Linked DNA regions of Mus musculus: region 2 is linked to region 1. A link is a loop called in an ENCODE intact Hi-C map of the cell type or tissue named here. Cell type or tissue: heart. All regions are shown on one strand. Each heading gives the region's core, and the rest is flanking DNA. Links, peaks and the distances in the headings are about the cores only. Region 1 has its middle 16 kb from the start of Gm32328. Region 2 overlaps Hoxaas2 (Hoxa cluster antisense RNA 2).

Region 1 (2,810 bases), core at 57-2,556:
AATAATGGTTTTTGTTTTCCTCGCAATGAAAAATTCTAAGCAGGAACTAAGAAAGAAAGAGGGGACTATACAGCACAGGTTGTCGCTTTCCGGATACCCAGCCACGCCTCTCTCTGCATCCCTCCCCAAAGCGTCTCCTCTGCTCCCCCTTCCCTGTTTTCCCTTAGCTCATTTGAGGGATCGTAATAAAGACTGTGAGCAGCTTGAATGATTTTATTAGTATCCAAGACTTCCACATTTCAACGTATGCATATGTGTTACTTGTAAATTTGTACAGGGAAAAGATAACACACACACACACACACACACACACACAAAACAAATACAACAAAACAAAACACTATGTATGGTAAACTGACCAGAAAAGAACCTGGTGTATGGAAACCTTGGCTTTGTGTGGTATGTGTGTGTGTGTTTTGATTTTTAAAAAGCCATAATGTATTCGTTACTGCTTTGGTTAACTAAGCCATTTGAGGAGGAGGAGGAGGAGGAGGAGAAGGAGGAAAGAAATAAAAACAAATAAACCAAAAAGATCCCACATGCACACGGGGTCGGGAGTGGGGAGGAAAAAGAAAAGGGTTAAAAAGTAAAAAGAAAAATATTTAACAAAAGCTTAAAAAATATACAATGACTTTTACAAGAATTCAGCCTATGAATTTTACAGTCACCAGTTAAGGAAGGCGTAGTGCACCCTGCACTCAGCACTATTTACAAAGTCAAGACGTGAAGTTGGAGGACAGCTTGCTGAATAAATCCAGTTAGATTCTTAGGAGGAGACCGAACAGCCAATCCCCAAAACATAGAAGAACCCAGAGGCCATGGGAGGAATTTCTTAGTTTACCAAGGCTAATTTAAAACAACTTCATAGTTTAATAATATAAGTGCAGTTTTGAAATGCAAAAAGATACTCAGAAAAATTTCAAGAATGTATTTACATATTATTTGTATATAAAATAATTTAAGATATGTAAAGCAAATATCTCTATACATATATACACAGATAAATATATATGCAGTGGCTTTCATTGGTTAAGGATGAATTTTGCTTTCCCTTATTCATTTTTATATTATGAATATATATAATTTGGGTGTTGAAAATAATAGCCATACAACAAAATACATTTTGAAATCTATATTAGCCCACAGTCAAGTTCAAGGGAATAACATTGTTCAGGAGTGGGGGAGATGGCTTTGGATTGTTCTTTCAACCGGCTTCGGGTAATTTCCCATATAATCCAAACTCAAAAGTGAAGCAAAAATGTGTTCATTTCAGAGATACACTTTGTTTTTTTTTTTTTTTTTTGTTTGTTTTGAGACAGGGTTTCTCTGTATAGCCCTGGCTGTCCTGGAACTCACTCTGTATACCAGGCTGGCCTTGAACTCAGAAATCCGCCTGCCTCTGCCTCCCAAGTGCTGGGATTAAAGGTGCGAGTCACCACTTATCTACTATCTATTTTCTTCAGATATTAATTTTTTACCTTTACACAAAAGCCAGTATTCTTGCACATTTTAATTTTATGCATTTATTTCATGTCTACGTTAATACAGATTGTGTCTCCACTCTTTTATGGCACTCTGGGAACAAAACATTCGTTTTAAAAAAAGCAACGATACGCAAATGCATGAACATACGATCGTATACATATACATTCTTACTGTTAATTTTAAAAGCACTCACTACGAAAAGGACTTCGAAATAAACAAAGCCAACGCCTCCCACTGTGCTCTTAATTTTCCTTTTTTTTTTTTTTTTTTTTTTTTTGTGGCTGATGTTTGTCCACAAAGGCAAATGAAGTCTTTAAAATGTACATGAACAAGCGCCTTCCAGCTGTGAGCATGGAATTGGCCAATCAGTTTTTATTCAAAGAGATTTGTAAAATGCCACTGTAACATTCCTGCTTAATTCCTATCTGGCCAGGACTGCTGCTTTTCTACAGAGCATGCCAGTTCTCCATGTCTTTTTCTTATTCAGCCAGAAGAGAAAATGAATGAAATCACCCTTTTCACATATTCATAAACAAGAAAAATGGAATGAAAATGTATTTATTTTTTCACCGTCAGCAACTAACTTTATATGTTTAGGATGTGTTTCAAGTTTTCATTTGAGCTATGTTTGGATGCTTTAATCATCACTACTAGCTAAAGGAAACCAAAATGCACAGAGTTCTTTTCACAGCCATCTGCCACCACAATGAAAGGACTTGGCTCTGGAGTTTATTGGTTATACGCTTTATTATAAATAAAAGTGTATTGCTGTAAGTTTATGATTTAATGATAAACAGAACCATTGCTTTGTTGCTGGAACCCATACTATCAAGAAGTGGAAAGAAGTGAAAAGCACTAGAGACGTAAAATGAAGAGTGAACTGGGCCCATTTGCTCTGTTTAGAGGCCTGAACACAGCCAATCATGCGTTTTGTTAAATACTTGTTTGATGATATTCTTAATCACATATCCTTCGTCGTTTGCTGGTGTTCTCAGGTGCTGTTAATAAAAACCAGTATTCCTAAAAGCACAAATAGATTGGAAGCAGATGTTGTTAGTAAAAACGGAATTGGCAAAAGGAAAAAAGTTTGCAATTTAAAAACGGACTAATGTCTTTAATGTGCGAGTTTGCTGTGACTATGCGTTCCTGAAGGATGTGAAGCCCAGGGAAAGAGTTCAGAAAAATGTCTGAAAGAACAGTGCTGGAATTGCTGGCCGAGGTTGTAGGAGATAAACTAAACATGAAGAGTAGCCTCAAATCAGCCTGTGCTAAATTGTAACATAAAATATGACTTTAAACAAATCTTAAAAATACAAAAAGGTAAA
Region 2 (2,810 bases), core at 188-2,687, 990 kb before region 1:
GCGGCTGCGGCAGCACCGCGACTCTGGCGTGAGGCCTGGTCCAGCGTCTGCCTTGGAAGCTCGGCGAGTTCTGGGGATAGAGGCCGCGGTTTCAAGTGGCTGCCGCAGCTCGGGAAATGCCAGGCTCCCGGCCCGCTGAGCTGCCTGGTTCCCAGCTGCCGCCCAAGCAGGGCGCCAGGCTGCTAAGTGCAGAGCGGCCTGGCAGAAACAAAGGCGGCCGGCCTCGGGCTCAGCGGGGGGCGCACAGGTGCGGGACGCCGACACCAAGAACCCGGGGCTCCTCTCCATTCCCCCGCACCGAAAGCCCATCGGCCAAGGCCTCAACCTTGGAACCGCACAAGGTCTTAAGCTCTTCCCACAAGCTATCGAATTCCAGGTCTCCACTGAGGATGCTTCGCGGTTCATTATCACGCCTAAAGAAGATGGGGGGGACGGGACTCTTCTAAATTCACCTCAAAAGGGACCTACTCTCCCTTAGGTCTCCAGAAAAAGGACTGAGCTTCATAGTCCTCCAGGTCTTCCTTGTATTGGAAGGAATCCCTTCCATGAATCTCAGCATCAAATTCCTCCCGGAATTCAGCATCTGCCATTCTGTGGATTTATTTCCTCTCTTTTTATGGCCCCAGGGGGAGGAGGAGAGAGAAAGGAGATTGGTATCTTTCTAATAAAAATGCAATTGTACAAGTACTTCTTTCATTTGCTGCTACACAAGCTTAATATTACATTTCCACGTTTGGATTTAAGATAGGATGCCCGCTGACTGGCTGGCAGAGTAAAAGGCAGATACGGGAAAAGGGAAATATTTCCATCTCCAAAGTAAAGAATTACAGATCCATGAAGGCAAATTCAGAAAAAGCAAGCTTCACAGCTGCATCCCATCACTAACCCCTCAGAGGTGGAAGTGAACGACCTGCGTGTGGAGATTGGGGGCATCTGAACCCACATTCTCTCTGGATTGTATCTTTCAGAGGCAGAAGTGGAAAATGTCGCCATTTTGTTTGCAATCTCGAATATCCATCATCATGGCCTCTACCCACCCACACCCCAGGCACCCTAAGAAAATCCTTAAAAGCAAGAGCTGGCGTCATTTCTGGGTACCTGCTGAGTCCCAGAGAGCAGCGTTTAGGAGCCCTTTTCACGGTTTAGGAAAATCTTGAGGATACAAAAGCAGGCTGCCGCAGAACGCTGGGAGTCTCACGCCAAAGGAGCTTTCCCCACGTCGTCGTCTACCCTCCTGCTCTTGATTCGTCCTGCTCTTGATCCGTGCTCTCTTTTGGCCTGTAGGGAAGTTGGATTTGCTCTCCCCACCCCATCTCCTTAGGATGCACACATCAGAAATGCAAAGGCTGGAAAACCAGTCTTTGAGGAACTGGAGCCTTTGGGGTTATTGAAACCGTGCAGATAACACTAGTCTTTTTATGTAAGCATTTTAAAAAACATGCACAAAATTACCTGAGAAAATAAGGGACAGCATCAAGGGGAAGAGGTGTGTGTGGGGTCTCCCCCTGAAAACCTTCCAGAGATAATCAGCATTTGAACCTATGCCTACAAACCTTCCCTTTGGCTTCCTCCTTGCCTCAGGGCAGAGATTGTACCACAGAGCCTCTCCTTCTCTTGCCAGTCAAGGCATTCATTTTGGCTTTCAAAGAAAAAATAAATTCACCTCACGCTCAGCTTCCTGGATATTAAAAAAGAAATAGTTATTAAAATATCTCCAGAATTAAAGTAATAGATTGGGGAAAGATCTGAATGCTGGAGCAGTCTCAGAAAAGGGTTTTCTTCCAGATGGCTTTTGAATTAAGGCAGCTGAGGAAGGCAAAAAGCTTTTTCACCCACGCAGCCTGACAAAGCCCAATGCTGTGGGCAGCCCTGCTTTCTAACTTTCCTCTGTCTCTCAATGCTTTCTGGTAAAAGCAAATGCCCAAAGCCACCACCCTTCCATCTGCAAAGCACCTTCCCTGAAAGCAGCCTTAGAGCCCTCTCTACGGCCAAACCCCGATCTTTAAAAAGACAAAATTTCCCTGTTTACTTGCGTTTCCTGCCCTCCTCTTTGCTGGGCCACATTTGAGCTTGGAAAAAGCTTGAAGCTGAGATGTGTTCTTAAGGGCCAGAAGCTGTCAGGGCTTTTGGTGAGCAAGATTGATCACACCCAGACTTCCTTCAGAGCTTTGTTTGGAATAAAAGCAAGAAAACTGGAAAAACCCTTACATTTTCCAAAATAGCATCTCTATCTGCAAGGTAATGCTCAGAGCTGGTCAAGGCTGGAGACCACTTTAGAGCCAAACCCCCTAACTGCTAGCTAGCCTCAGAGATGGAGTTCTGCCCTTGCTCCTTGGTCAGCCTTTCTTGTTTTCTGCATAGTATTTTCTCCCCCACCAACCTTTCTCTCCTTGGCCATCAGAATGATTTATTTTCCTGCCACTGATGCCTGCCGGCCTGGGGCATTCTGATCACTTGGTCCATTTCAAAGGAAAAAAAAAAAAAAAACCAACCCCAGAATCTCCATCCATCCTTAGGGTTTGAGGGAGAGAAGGTACCTTCATTAGATCTCTCTCTCTCTCTCTCTCTCTCTCTCTCTCTCTCTCTCTTCTGGTATGGTGATTTTTTTATTTTAAGTTCTTGCTTGGTATCTAAAGGTGTTGTCTTTTGAATCCTTCAGCCCTGTCCAGCACTCAGTCCGAAGTCCTGCCTCAGAACTGGAGGAAAGAGAATGAAAGGAGAAGTAGAAGGATATAACTCCTCCTTGAGATGCCCTCTCCTCTGCAGTGCTGTTCCCACAACATAACCAGGGTGCGATTCTCCCTGGTGCC

Evidence for each region. A loop is a pair of places that touch in the nucleus more often than their neighbours do. Peaks named below come from ENCODE experiments on the same cell type or tissue, not always from the same donor. Only the 100,000 strongest peaks of a DNase experiment are listed, where the experiment ranks them.
Region 2: it touches region 1 in a loop (4-fold over the local background); 10 of 42 quality-filtered maps call a loop at or near these places.

Annotation. Positions count from the first base shown.
Region 1 is chr6:51,181,006-51,183,815 of GRCm38, reverse strand. No RefSeq gene overlaps it. Among named protein-coding and RNA genes, the nearest start is that of Gm32328, 16 kb to the right of the region's middle. In heart, for the core only: no CTCF peak of the experiment used is centred there; no DNase peak of the experiment used is centred there; H3K27me3 peaks cover 1,653 bases.
Region 2 is chr6:52,166,179-52,168,988 of GRCm38, reverse strand. It overlaps Hoxaas2 (Hoxa cluster antisense RNA 2), which reads right to left. Exons shown (of 3, transcript NR_131182.1): 2 at 1,099-1,278; 3 at 1-610. Among named protein-coding and RNA genes, the nearest start is that of Hoxaas2, 1.9 kb to the right of the region's middle. In heart, for the core only: no CTCF peak of the experiment used is centred there; no DNase peak of the experiment used is centred there; H3K4me3 peaks cover 2,448 bases; H3K27ac peaks cover 2,402 bases; H3K27me3 peaks cover 2,500 bases.